Regions from separate parts of the Homo sapiens genome. Here region 1 is linked to region 2. Evidence: chromatin contacts called from ENCODE Hi-C or POLR2A ChIA-PET data. All regions are on one chromosome and are shown on one strand. The core of a region is the stretch at or near the end of the contact, and the rest is flanking DNA. Distances in the headings are between cores, read along the strand shown. Region 1 has its middle 77 kb from the start of LINC02869. Region 2 overlaps TGFB2 (transforming growth factor beta 2).

Region 1 (6,126 bases), core at 306-2,805, 210 kb after region 2:
CTTCAGGATCTTAACTCCCCAAATTTTTATTGCCTTTGCAGATCACCAATGACTTTAAGTTAAACAAAACTGTTTTCTATTTTATCTGGCCTTGCTAGTTCTTCTGAGCTGAAATGTCCAGAAGAACTAGCTGGGCTGCAACTATTTTACCATAACTGAAGGCCAAAATCATGCTTGAGACTCCTTGAAAATGTGTTTGAGTGTGTGTGTTTTTAAAAATTTGAAATATAGTATTTTTTCTTTCCTCTTCCTCCTCAAAACAAGTTTCTCTCATACATTAATTTGCACAACATGCAAACAGTAAGTTCAAAAGCTAGCAATTGTGTTCAAGTGGATGAAGGTCCAGCAAATATTTTATCTTTTCAGGGGGACCCCACATCCACACACCATGCTTCTGACAGTTAGTGAGTGCAGGCTATGGACATTGCACATTTATTTCTAACAATAACTTCTTACCTTCCCTGCTCTGTTCTCAGTCTTAAGCCTACTTCTCCTTTATTCCTTATCTCTATCCCATTGTCAGCCAAATTCTTGCTCTTTGGACTCTAGTTTACTTAATGCAGTTTAGTCCAAGGTTTTTGCAAATGGTATTGGATTAGAGTCCCCTTATGAAGTAGGCTTTTAAAATGTTAGTAAGCTTGTTACGAATGCAGGTTTCTAGGCTTTGGCCACAGATCCTGAGTCATAGTTGGTCTGAGATGAACCCTAACAATTTGTATTTTTAGTAAGCACCCTAGCACCCTTGAAACACTGAGGAGTATTCAGGATATCCTACGTTGGCTCCCACCCCAGGGCCTCACACTCTGGTACTGGCTGACTTCACCAGTTCTCAGGTCTGGTCTGCCCAGGGCCCCGAGAAGGGACATTACTCACTGTGAGTTTTACTAATGTGGTTTTGTGCTATTTGAAGTGATCCCTGCCCTCTGGGGAAAAATAATCAGAGGATTATATAGAATTATCTCCCCCAAAGGCTATGAGGACATAGTCCATTATCCACCTTAGGTGGCAATATGGTGGATTATGTGGCATTTCATCTTTGCTACTCTCTGACTCAGAATATTTAGAATGTAAAGTTAAACCCAGAAACACCTGCCATTGATTGTCTGAACTATTCTTGGGCAATCTGGAAAACCCTTTCTCATCTGATACACATAGTCTCCCCAACATTTTAAGCTATTATTTGGAACATTTCTATTCTTTGTTTTATACTTAAGACTGTGAGCCAAGCCAAGAAGACATTTTTGTATTCCCCTGTCTCCTCCCTACCAGTGTTGGAGGAACGTCAACATGAAAGAAGAAGGGATATTATTTAGGGTGGCCTAAGGGGTAATAAGTAGGATTAATGGGATGAAATTGAGCAAAGGAAAATTTAAAGTGAACATCAGGAACATTTTCCGAAGATTGAAATCAATGATCCTGTGGAATTAAGATCCCAGGGGAGGTTGTGGGAGCCCTATTACTTGAATCAGTTCGAACTAGACTGGGCTAAATATTTGAATATAATCCTACCTTGGCAGAGAGTAAACCTGCAATAGCTGGAAGATGGAAAAAATGACCTAATAGGTCTTTTCCATCCCTGACTTCTATGAGTCATCCAATGTATGCTGTTATGCGTCACACAGCCGGCCAGACCCAGGTCATTCACTATACATTTCAGCCACAAAATCCTCAGATTCTGACTGAGCCCCAACTAAACGGCTACCTCGGCAGAGACTGAGGGTCCCTTTGGGATTTCTGGTTAGTTTATAATCAATTAAATATCAGAAATGAATGCAGAAATAAGTCATAGAAGCAGAGGGTGGTGAATAATTGAGTTCTTGTCCCTACCCTCTGGGAGGGTCACCCTCAAGGCTTTGCAGACAGTCAGAAATCTTTCCACTGCAGTTGTTGTCTGTAACTCCGCCTCTCAGGCTTGGCTGGCCTCTGGATTGTGCTGGGGCAGCCACTGCCCTCTTAACTGCTGATGGCAGGCAGACCCACCTCCTGCTGTGGCTCGGGGCCTGCTGTGGCCTTTTCTGCAGACATCACTGCCCTGCAGCGGCAGCATTAGCGTAAGGTCATTTCCTCTCGTGCCCCTGCCAGAGGAATCAGCCCTCAGGAGCATTGCTTCAGGTCTGTCAGCCCACATGAGTCCCAGAGCATTTTCTTCAAACATTATTATTATTATTAGCTGCATCCTTTCTTCAAATACAACTTTAGGAGAATATCTAAAGCTGACAAAAGCAACATTCCTTTGGTTTAAACAGGGAAGGGGACGGAGGACTCCCAGGAACTTCCTTCCTGGCCACCGCCCTGCTTCATGCCTCTTCCCCTTCATTGAGGAACAGATAGAAGCCACCATGAGGCACAGATTGAAAACACTCCTCTAGGCCCTTGCATGTATTTTCTTGCCATTTTATGCTCAATAAAACCCACAAAGCCTGAATGAAACGATTGCTGCAGCTCTAGGCTTTACAGAGCCTCCTGACAAGGCATCTGTTGTAGACATTGGTTATATATTCTCTCTTTTCCCTCCTCTGTTTGCTTAAACGCCCATGTAGCTGGTGGCTGGGAAGTGATTAGAGAAGATTGTAGAAAAGGAGGATTGGCTACTGGTGCTAACAACTTGTGTTTCACGTTAATTACATTAGACCTTAACCATTGCTTTTCCTTCTTTTGCATTTTCTCCTCTCTCTGGTGTTGTTTTGTGTAACTTCAAGTTGGCCCTAAATATGCATTACCACCTGATATTCCTAGACAGGCATGGAAATATGGAGGCATGCATACTGAGCTTTAGCACTGTAGCTTTAGGAAGTGCAGGCAGCATCTATTGCTCCCCCTATGGCAGTGGTCCCCAGCGTTTTTGGCACCAGGGACCGGTTTCATGGAAGACAATTTTTTCATGGATGGGGTTGCTGGGTTGGAATGGTTTCAGATGAAATCGTTCCACCTCAGATCAATGGCATCAGTTAGATTCTCAAAACAATTGCTCAATCTAGATCCCTTACATGTGCTGCTCACAATAGGGTTTGCACTCCTATGAGAATTGAATGCCACTGCTGATATGACAGGAGGTAGAGCTCAGGCAATAATGCTCGCTTGTCTGCCACTCACCTTCTGCTGTGTGGCCCATTTCCTAACATAACACGGACTGGTACCAGTACGTGGCCAGGGTGTTGGGACCCCTGCCTTAGGGGATGTATTAGACTCATCTCCTACACCGAAAGTGGCCTCCATGTTTTAGTTTTCTAACTCATGATTTTCAAAGCATCCTTAGCTAAAATATGGAATTCTTCCAACTAATTGGGAGATAAATAAATGGATTTGAATTCAAGTCTACTTGATGTGAAACCTATTTGATATCAGACTCTTAACCCCTGCATTGTTCTTGCTCTCGCTTAACTACAAGACCTGCAAAACAGAGGGAATTTGAATTCTGTATTTCTGGCGTACACCTACTCTGTGTGGGGCTTCCTTGGTGCAGCCAGGTAAAGAACGTCACCGGATTCGTGTTTATGTCTTTCTTCCTCTGACACTCCTTCTTTGGTGCTTTAAATTTCAAACAATTCGAGATTCAGAGAGAGGACTTAGAGGGTCAAGTCATGTGTCCTTTCTGGATCCCTGGGTAACTCTTTTTCCTATTGTTTCTCTCAGTAACCAGACATAATCTCCCCCATTATCCGGAGATAAGTACTGCCCTTAACTAAAACCTAAGGCTGTTTACTTATTTTGTTCCTTTCATAATTTCCCACCTTCATGAAAAGGAAGCTTTGAGTTAGGAGCAAGTGATGGGGCACAGGCATCCTAGACCTAGAGCGAGAAGGGCCACCAATGAGCCTTTAGTTCCTTACTGCCTTTACTGAATGAGAAAAAAGAAACCTAAAGAGAGGTTATGTGGCTCACATCCTTAAATTAGAGAATTAGGAGTGAATTAAGGTTTGACGTCAAAGTCCACAATTTTTTTCTCCTTGTTACTCAGAGAAAGAGAGACATAGGGTTAGGGCCTGAGCTTGAGGAAAATGTGGCAACTTTTAGAGAAAAGGTTTGTGTAGAAACGTTCTCAGAGGGCAATCTTTTATGAGTCAGTCCTCAGAGGGCTTTCTGTGAACACATCAGAGACATATGGATTACAAACATTTAAGATCCATATGGGTTAGAGAACAGAGACAGGGGAAAAATTTTGGCAAACACATTTGCTTTTTTAATATATGTGTGTGCCTGTGCCTATATATGTATACATATATTATCAAATTTAAAACACTTGAAAAGCAATCCCAGGCGTTTCAGCCTAAACCACAGAGTGGCTCATCCATCCCCACTAATAAGTTCCAATCCTTCTGTTGTGTGGTCTTTCCATTCCATGGGTTAGGACCCTGTAAGTCTGTTATACTTCAACCTGAATCCTGCCTGTTTTATACATTTTTAAAGATAGGTATAAAGAGACCAAATCTCACACTCCCATACAGGAACCCAACTCCCAGGAGTCAGCATTTAGCAGAATAGCTTCTTTGTGTTTTAAAATGTTTTAAGTCCACTTATAAATAAATTGGGCTATACCAGTGCTTTTGTAACGCACATTGTGAAAAATGAACGGTCAGCTTAAAATAGATTTTATTTTACTGCCAAGTGCATTATGTAAAAAATGTACTCCATCTGGCAGGACAGACCGTGTGGTCGTGTGGATGGAGCTCAGATAAGGGAGCAGTCCTTTGTGTTAAGAGAATGCCGCTCGAGACCCTGATGTCTATCAGGACACAAGCCACGATCGATGGAGCAGTTCATGAACAAACAAGCCATCTCCTCTTCCTGAGGTACACAGGCAAACTTCCCTTCCTGTGAACAAAAGCAGCCAATGCTCACCAGCCTGGAATTAGCTACTCTTCCGCCTCACTTTCTCTATCACTTGTCAATGCACCAGCTCCCAGAACGGGAACCTAGTGTGGGTCAACGTAAACCTGCAGACCCGCCTTCATCATTTCACAATAGTGACATGACCTGGAGCTTTTGACTGATACTTCTTCATTTTGGCAAAGCTGAACTTACAACAAGCTCCTTGCAATTTTTAATTTTTGCTCTTGTAACTTTACTCATATGCTCTTCAACCTGACGTATCCTCCCACTCTTTTTCCACAAATTCATATCCATCACTTTCTTCAAGGTTCAAAACAATGTTCAGGTTCTTAAGGATTGCATCCTTAACCCGATTCAAATATAATAATCCTCTTCTTTGAATATAAGTACTCTCATTTTCTCAAGCTTTTCTCTCCTCTGGGGTTCCTCTTCCTTTTCTTCATGTTTAACAAGTATCTAATTAGGCCCGTAGGAGAAGCTGGCAAATTATACCAAATATAACATGGCTGCCAATCTGAGTTTTTCAGCCTAGCAACTGGACACTCCATGAAATATCCTAGTTTCTTTAATAGGAACACTTTCTAAGAATAGATAGGCATATATCTTGATTACTAATCTCACCAGAACTCTACTAATTAGCTGTCTCCTTCTTGCTAAACTGTTAACTGATAATTGATAATCCTCGGGGTATTTGTATGTTAGTAGAGAATTGTCAAGTAAGCCAGCATTACCTTAAGCCTTTAAATCGAAACTTGGCTTTTGACTTTTGACTTGAATCGAACTTTGACCTTTGACTCTAGGCTCTTATCTCTTTAAATTGAACCACCAGCACCCAGTTAGTCCCTATTTATGGTTGAAATTCCTGGAATGGGTTCTCCCATTCCTGCTCGATGCTGCCCACCCTGTTTTGTGCTTGTGCCCTCCCAGGAGGATGATATGGAGGTTACGAGCTCAGATGCAGGAGGCCGACAGAACTGACTTTGGCACCTACTAGCTCTGTGACTTAAATCTATCTAAGCTTCAGTTTTCTTACCTATAAAACAGGGATAATATTATCCCTCTGTATTATGTTCTTAAGGAAATTACTTGAAATAATGCATGTAAGATATTTAGCTGAGTACCTGATAAAGAAACCTTGAATTTTAGTTGTTATTATTGTTGTTGATCTGAATCCTATTTTCAGTCTTGATTTACCCACAAAATGTGAGAAATTGATAGATTTTCCTTTTGAACTTTGACTCTAGGCTCTTTTCCCTAGATTTTGACACTTTTTATATGTGATTTTACATCTTCCTC
Region 2 (6,022 bases), core at 365-2,864:
GCTAATGGATGCTGGCCTTAATACCTAGGTGATGGGATGATCTGTGCAACAAACCACCATGGCACGTTTACCTATGTAACAAACCTTCACATCCTGCATATGTACCCCTGAACTTAAGAAGTTGAAGAAAAAATATGGGATATCTATAATTTATATTCATAAGTTGAATGTATAGAATCAAAGGGAGGATTGGTGGTTGCCAGGGGCTGTAGCGAAGGGGAAATGAGGAGTTACTAATAAATGGGCCTAAAGTTTCAGTTGAGCAAGATGAATAAGATCTAGAGAGCTGCTGCACAACGTCGTACCCACAGTCAACAATAATAGATTGCACACTTAAAAATGTGGTAAGTGCGTACATCTCCCGTTAAGTGTTCTTACACAATAGAATTTAAAATATTGTTAGAAGTGAATAAGGCAGAATGACATTCTTTATCTTGTTAGGAGGGCTGGAAGCTCAGACCTTGCATGAAAGGACAATGTGTGTTAGTAATGATTTCTACAACCAGGCGGAACATCAGCCACCTCAATTCCTTGTCATTTCACTTTAAGCTCTGCCTGGATGGTTCCTGAAAACCATGACCTACAAAATTTTGTTTTATTCTATTTAATTCAGTTATAATTCACCAAGCATATACTGCCTTAAGAATTTGGTGCCTGAATTATGCAGATGAATAAAAAATGAGATAGGTAGGGATGAGTCCCTCTTGGAAGAGGCATCACCAACAGCTCAGAGAGTACTAGGACCATACAACCTAGGTTTAAGTGGAGGCCTTACTGTTTCCAGTTCCATAGCACCGGGCAAGTTCCCTCTTTAAGCCTCAGTTTCTTATCCCCCACCTAAGTGGGATGAATCCAGATGTGTACCTGACAGCTGATGTGCTCCCAGTAGCTAGTAACATTGCTTTTGCTGTTATGCTTATTCTTTTTATTGTTATTACTATATTATCCCTGCCCTCAAGTAGCTTATAGCCTATTTGTGGAGACCCATTTGTACACACTACCCTGCACAAAGCAGAAAAATTAAAAAACTGCTGAATGACATTTACAAGCAAAGTTCAATCCAAACACATAGGAAGATGGTTGGTTAATGAAACCAGCTTTGTTTGTTTTGAGACACGGTCTTGCTCTGTTGCCCAGGCTGGAGTGCAGTGGTGTAATGATAGCTCACTGCAGCCTTGACCTCCTGGGCTCAAGTGACTCTCCCACCTCAGCCTAGGAGGTTAGCTGGGACTACAGATGATGCCACCACACCTGGCTAATTTAAAAAAAAAAATTTTTATAGAGATGAGGTCTCACTTTGTTGCCCGGGCTGGTCTCAGACTCCTGGGCTCAAGGGATCCTCCTAAAGTGCTGGGATTACAGGCGTGAGCCACTGTGCCCAGCTGAAACCAACTTTTAGGAGAAGCAGTCCCTACCATGCCTAGAACAACGTGTATTTCTTAAGTGCTTAGCCACAGCCTTAAAGTGAAAGGGAAATAGAAAAATCAGCCTCCTCTTTAGCTGGTACAGGACAGAAGCAAAACATAGATATCTATGTTGATAGCATAACTTTTCACATTTTGTAGTATAGTTCATGACATTCTCAGACACTGAAATTCCATTGGAACCCAGTGCTTTACGTGGCTTTGAATATGGTATGTGTGAGTCATGTCTCTTTCAATACAACTGCAATCAATAAAAACCCCAGTAAAATGTGGTTAACCACAAGGGCATCCCTCCCCACCAGCTCCACCCCCAAATCAGCACTATGATTCATTCAATGTAGTCCTCCTCCCCCTAATGTATTTTACATTGGGAGATACTTATGCTTCCTCAGCACAAAAATCAGAAATCCTACTCTTCTGCTGGTCGCCTGCCCCTATGTTGTGCCGTCTTGCCCCACCCCCGACCCCTGGGAAGTCCAGTCGTGGCCTATACCCTGGGTAGCTGTGGCTGGGGAGAAACTCTGCCCAGTTTCATGCAGAAGCAGGACAGATGCTTCCAAAGGATGCAGTCTGAGGTCCCAGAAGACCTTACTGAGAAAAAAGTCTTTTCTTCTTTCTTACTAATATAACCCCAGCATCCATCTTCCTGTGTCTTCCTTAAATTGAATCCTGAGATGAGGCTTCCCATTTGCCACCACCTCCTTCGTTTTAATTCATTACATATATTATAGTGTGTTTGTTTGTTTGTTTGTTTGTTTGTTTGTTTTTGATACAGAGCCTTGCTCTGTTTCCCAGGCTGGAGTGCAGTGGTGCCATCTTGGCTCACTGCAACCGCCGCCTCCCGGGTTCAAGCAATTCTCCTGCCTTAGTCTCCTGAGTAGCTGGGATTACAGGCCCCTGTCACTATGCCTGGCTAATTTTGGATTTATTTATTTATTTATTTATTTATTTATTTATTTATTTAAGATGGAGTCTTGCTCTGTCGCACCAGGCACTCTATGAGTGCAATGGTGCGATCTTAGCTCACTGCAACCTCCGCCTCCCGGGTTCATGTGATTCTCCTGCCTCAGCCTCTCGAGTAGTTGGGATTACAGGCGCCCGCCACTGCGCCCAGGTAATTTTTGCATTTTTAGTAGAGACGGGGTTTCGCCATGTTGGCCAGGCTGGTTTCGAAGTCCTGACCTCAGGTGATCCGCCCGCCTCGGCCTCCCAAAGTGCTGGGATTACAGGCGTGAGCTACTGCACCCGGCCATTTTTTGGGTATTTTTAGTAGAGACGAGGTTTCACCATGTTGGCCAGGCTAGTCTCGAACTTCTGACCTCAAGTGCTCCTCCCCCCTCGGCCTCCCAAAGTGCTGGGATTATAGATGTGAGCCACCGTGCCCAGCCTGTTCATTTTGCTGTTGAGACAGAGTCTCACTCTGCCACCCAGTCTGGGGTGCAGGGACCATAGCTCACTGCAGCCTGGAACTCCTGGCCCCAAAGGATCCTTCCGCCTCAACCTCCTAGAGCGCTGGGATCACAGGGGTGCTACACCACACCCGGCCTGTTTTTTTTTTCTTATACAGAAGGGACCTGAGGAAACAATATGCATTGTGAGTGCACACCAGAGGGATAGAGAAAGGCAGACAAGGAAAGGAGAGGAAAGGCGGGTAATGGAAGAAGAGGTGTGGCAAGGGCAGCAGCCTTCACATTGCTTCCTCGCTGGGTCTGTGGCTATTACCCTCCTGAGCAGCACCTTCTCAGGCCAGCTCGGTCTAGAAAGCTGTCTGCCAGCAGATTCTAGTTGTCATCCCAGCAGTCCTTAAAACATGACCTGCCACCCACAAGGGAAATCTGGTCTCATTAGTACCTTTAATTATAAAAGCAGACCGAGAACACATGGTACATTTTCTTTCTTTCTTTCTTTTTTTTTTTTCTTTTTTAGAGACGGAGTCTCACTCTGTCACCCAGGCTGGAGTGCAGTGGTGCGATCTCGGCTCACTGCAAGCTCCGCCTCCCGGGTTCACGCCATTCTCCTGCCTCAGCCTCCTGAGTAGCTGGGACTACAGGCGCCCGCCACCACACCTGGCTAATTTTTTTGTATTTTTAGTAGAGACAGGGTTTCACCGTGGTTCGCCAGGATGGCCTCGATCTCCTGACCTCATGATCCACCCGCCTTGGCCTCCCAAAGTGCTGGGATTACAGGCGTGAGCCACCGTGCCCGGCCAGTACCTTTTCTTTATTTTTTAATTTTATTTCTTTTTCTTTCTTTCTTTCTTTCTTTTTTTTTTTTTTACTTCTGCGAGCCTGGAACATCTTTTCTTTAATTTGATGCTGTCTTTCTTCCTCTCTAATGCTCAAATCTAGCTTTCATATTTTTTCTCAAGGTTGTCATTTGACAGGAGGTTTTATTTAAAAGTTCTGAGGTTAAATACCTGGAAGATAAGATGAAGCCAGTTGAAAACAGTGTCCTTTTTCTGTTCTCATGCCTGAGAGAAGTTCAGTCAGTCCTGATTTTTCAATCGGGGTAGACCAAAGTTTAAGTCAGCTGGCTGTGATACAATCTTATTTTACCATTTTCTTTCACATGCTTTTAGTTAATGGAGGAAGCTGGGTCTTAAAATATCCAATTGCATTTAACTTCTTTTACTTACTTAAGGAACCAGTTACCCTTTGATAAGTACCTATGTCTAGTTCCTTTTATCCACAGTTGGTATTTAGTCAATAATAACAATAACAACAATAATAATACCGATGCGGTGCTTCATATACTCCAGGCACTCTTCTAAACACTTTTAGAGACATCGATATTCATTTGATCCTGGCAATAATAGGTATTATTACTCTCTTTGTTTCACATGTGAGGAAACCAAGGCAGAGAGAGATTAAATAACTTGCCCAAGCTGTGAGATAGTAGAGCTGAGACATTTACCTATCAAAGTCGCTGCCATCGTCAGCACTCACTCGCATTCATTGGAAGCTCAAGTCGGTGACCAATCATGTGTCCCTAAAGCAGCAGTACAGTGTAATGATTAAGGGCACAAACTCTGGAATGAAAATGGCCTAGGTTTGTGTGTTTGGGGACGGACATTCCACTCTAGAAGTAGATTCCACCTGGCCTAAAATGTGTAAATCACTGTGCTATCACACCAAGTTAGAAACTCACATGGTGCACACACATGCTAAGCTCCTTACAGTCTGAAACTGGCAACAGTAATCAGCATGCAAAGTTCTCTTTAGATGGCCTGTTTTTTTTTTCCTAGCTAACCCCTTTGATTAGCAAATAGTACAAATGTTTATAGAGTTGGAAGATTTTTAATATCTTTATTTGAATTGCACAAAGCAGCCAAATGTAGTTTGGCCCTAGGCTGCAGAGTATATGTGTCCGGGTGCCAAGAAGCAACTGCACTCCGCCTGGGATGCCAAGCATTCCAGACCTGTTACCTTGTAAGTGTAATATTTACCAGATTTTTGCTTCATCTGGAGATGAAGAGCAGAGATGAATAGAGTGGGGGTGGGTCAGGCTGCTGGGAAGGGAGCTCAGTGTTGAGAGGAATCCCTGAATGAGTAGGTAGCTGGGAAGGGAACAGAGATTTGCCAGAAAAAGCCCTTTTGCTGGCAACTTGGAATCTAGGAAAAAATAACAGAGGCTAACATGCTGGGGTGCTTACCATGTGCCAGGCATAGTGCCAAATGTTCTGCTTTCATGAGCCTATCTCATCCTTTCAATTCTATGAGATAGATGCTATTATTATCCCTACTTTGTAGATGGGAAAAGTGCAGCTGAGAGAGTTAATTACCCAAGATCAATTCTCTTCTGTTCCAAGGTCTCTTTGTTACTTTAGTAAAACTAGTACAGAGCAAGGAATGACAGTGCATCAAGCCGAACCCCAACAAGTCAAGGCACTTACAGTATCTTCTGTTGGTTCTTACTTTCTCTAACCTTCGCAACTGCCCTGAAAGTTAGGTGTTGTTAACATTTTACAGACGAGGAAACTGAGGCCTTAGAGCTTAAGATATTTGCCAAAGGCACATTTTTGTTTTTGTTTTTGTTTTTTTTTTTTTTTGAGACAGAGTCTCGCTCTGTTGCCCAGGCTGGATTGAAGTGGCACAGTCTTGGCTCACTGCAAGCTCCGCCTCCCGGGTTCACGCCATTCTCCTGCCTCAGCCTCCTGAGTAGGTGGGACTACAGGCAACCGCCACCAAGCCCAGCTAATTTTTGTATTTTTAGTAGAGACGGGGTTTCACCTTGTTAGCCAGGATGGTCTGGATCTCCTGACCTCGTGATCCACCCGCCTCGGCCTCCCAAAGTGCTGGGAGTACAGGTGTGAGCCACAGCGCCCGACTGAAAGGCCAGATTTTTAAGTGGTAAATCCAGGAGTAGAATCTGGGTCTGCTGAATCCCACATCTTAAATCTCTTTGTGTTCAAACATGACGTCTTCATTAGGCACCAGTGACAAGATCACAAATAAAACAAAACTCTATCTCTGGACAAGCTCAATTTTCTGCGATGTTCCTAAAAGGGAAGGGGATTGAGGCAGAGCTCCAGGTAGCTTGTACTGAATCCTGTGTGTGAATAAACAGAGGTAGTAGATGAGATAGTGCTACTAGGTGTG

Evidence for each region. A loop is a pair of places that touch in the nucleus more often than their neighbours do. ChIA-PET counts read pairs that join two places held with the same protein, here RNA polymerase II (POLR2A). Pooled maps may share reads with other maps.
Region 1: a map of PC-9 shows a loop between it and region 2 (8-fold over the local background). The contact joins two enhancer-like sites. A Hi-C loop is called at or near these places in 3 of 168 maps with a recorded cell type or tissue (PC-3, PC-9 and endothelial cell of umbilical vein) and 3 of 50 pooled maps. POLR2A ChIA-PET finds 5 or more read pairs at or near these places in 2 of 52 experiments (MCF 10A and PC-9).

Annotation. Positions count from the first base shown.
Region 1 is chr1:218,584,081-218,590,206 of GRCh38, forward strand. No RefSeq gene overlaps it. Among named protein-coding and RNA genes, the nearest start is that of LINC02869, 77 kb to the left of the region's middle. RefSeq lists enhancers at 1,418-1,918, 1,919-2,419. Within about 2 kb of position 1,556, at least 7 of the 41 ENCODE cell types and tissues checked have a DNase peak (open chromatin) inside an H3K27ac peak, as active enhancers do; they include PC-3, PC-9 and endothelial cell of umbilical vein, where a contact is called at or near this core.
Region 2 is chr1:218,375,802-218,381,823 of GRCh38, forward strand. The region is part of intron 1 of TGFB2 (transforming growth factor beta 2); the gene reads left to right. Among named protein-coding and RNA genes, the nearest start is that of TGFB2-AS1, 33 kb to the left of the region's middle. Within about 2 kb of position 1,615, at least 5 of the 41 ENCODE cell types and tissues checked have a DNase peak (open chromatin) inside an H3K27ac peak, as active enhancers do; they include PC-3, PC-9 and endothelial cell of umbilical vein, where a contact is called at or near this core.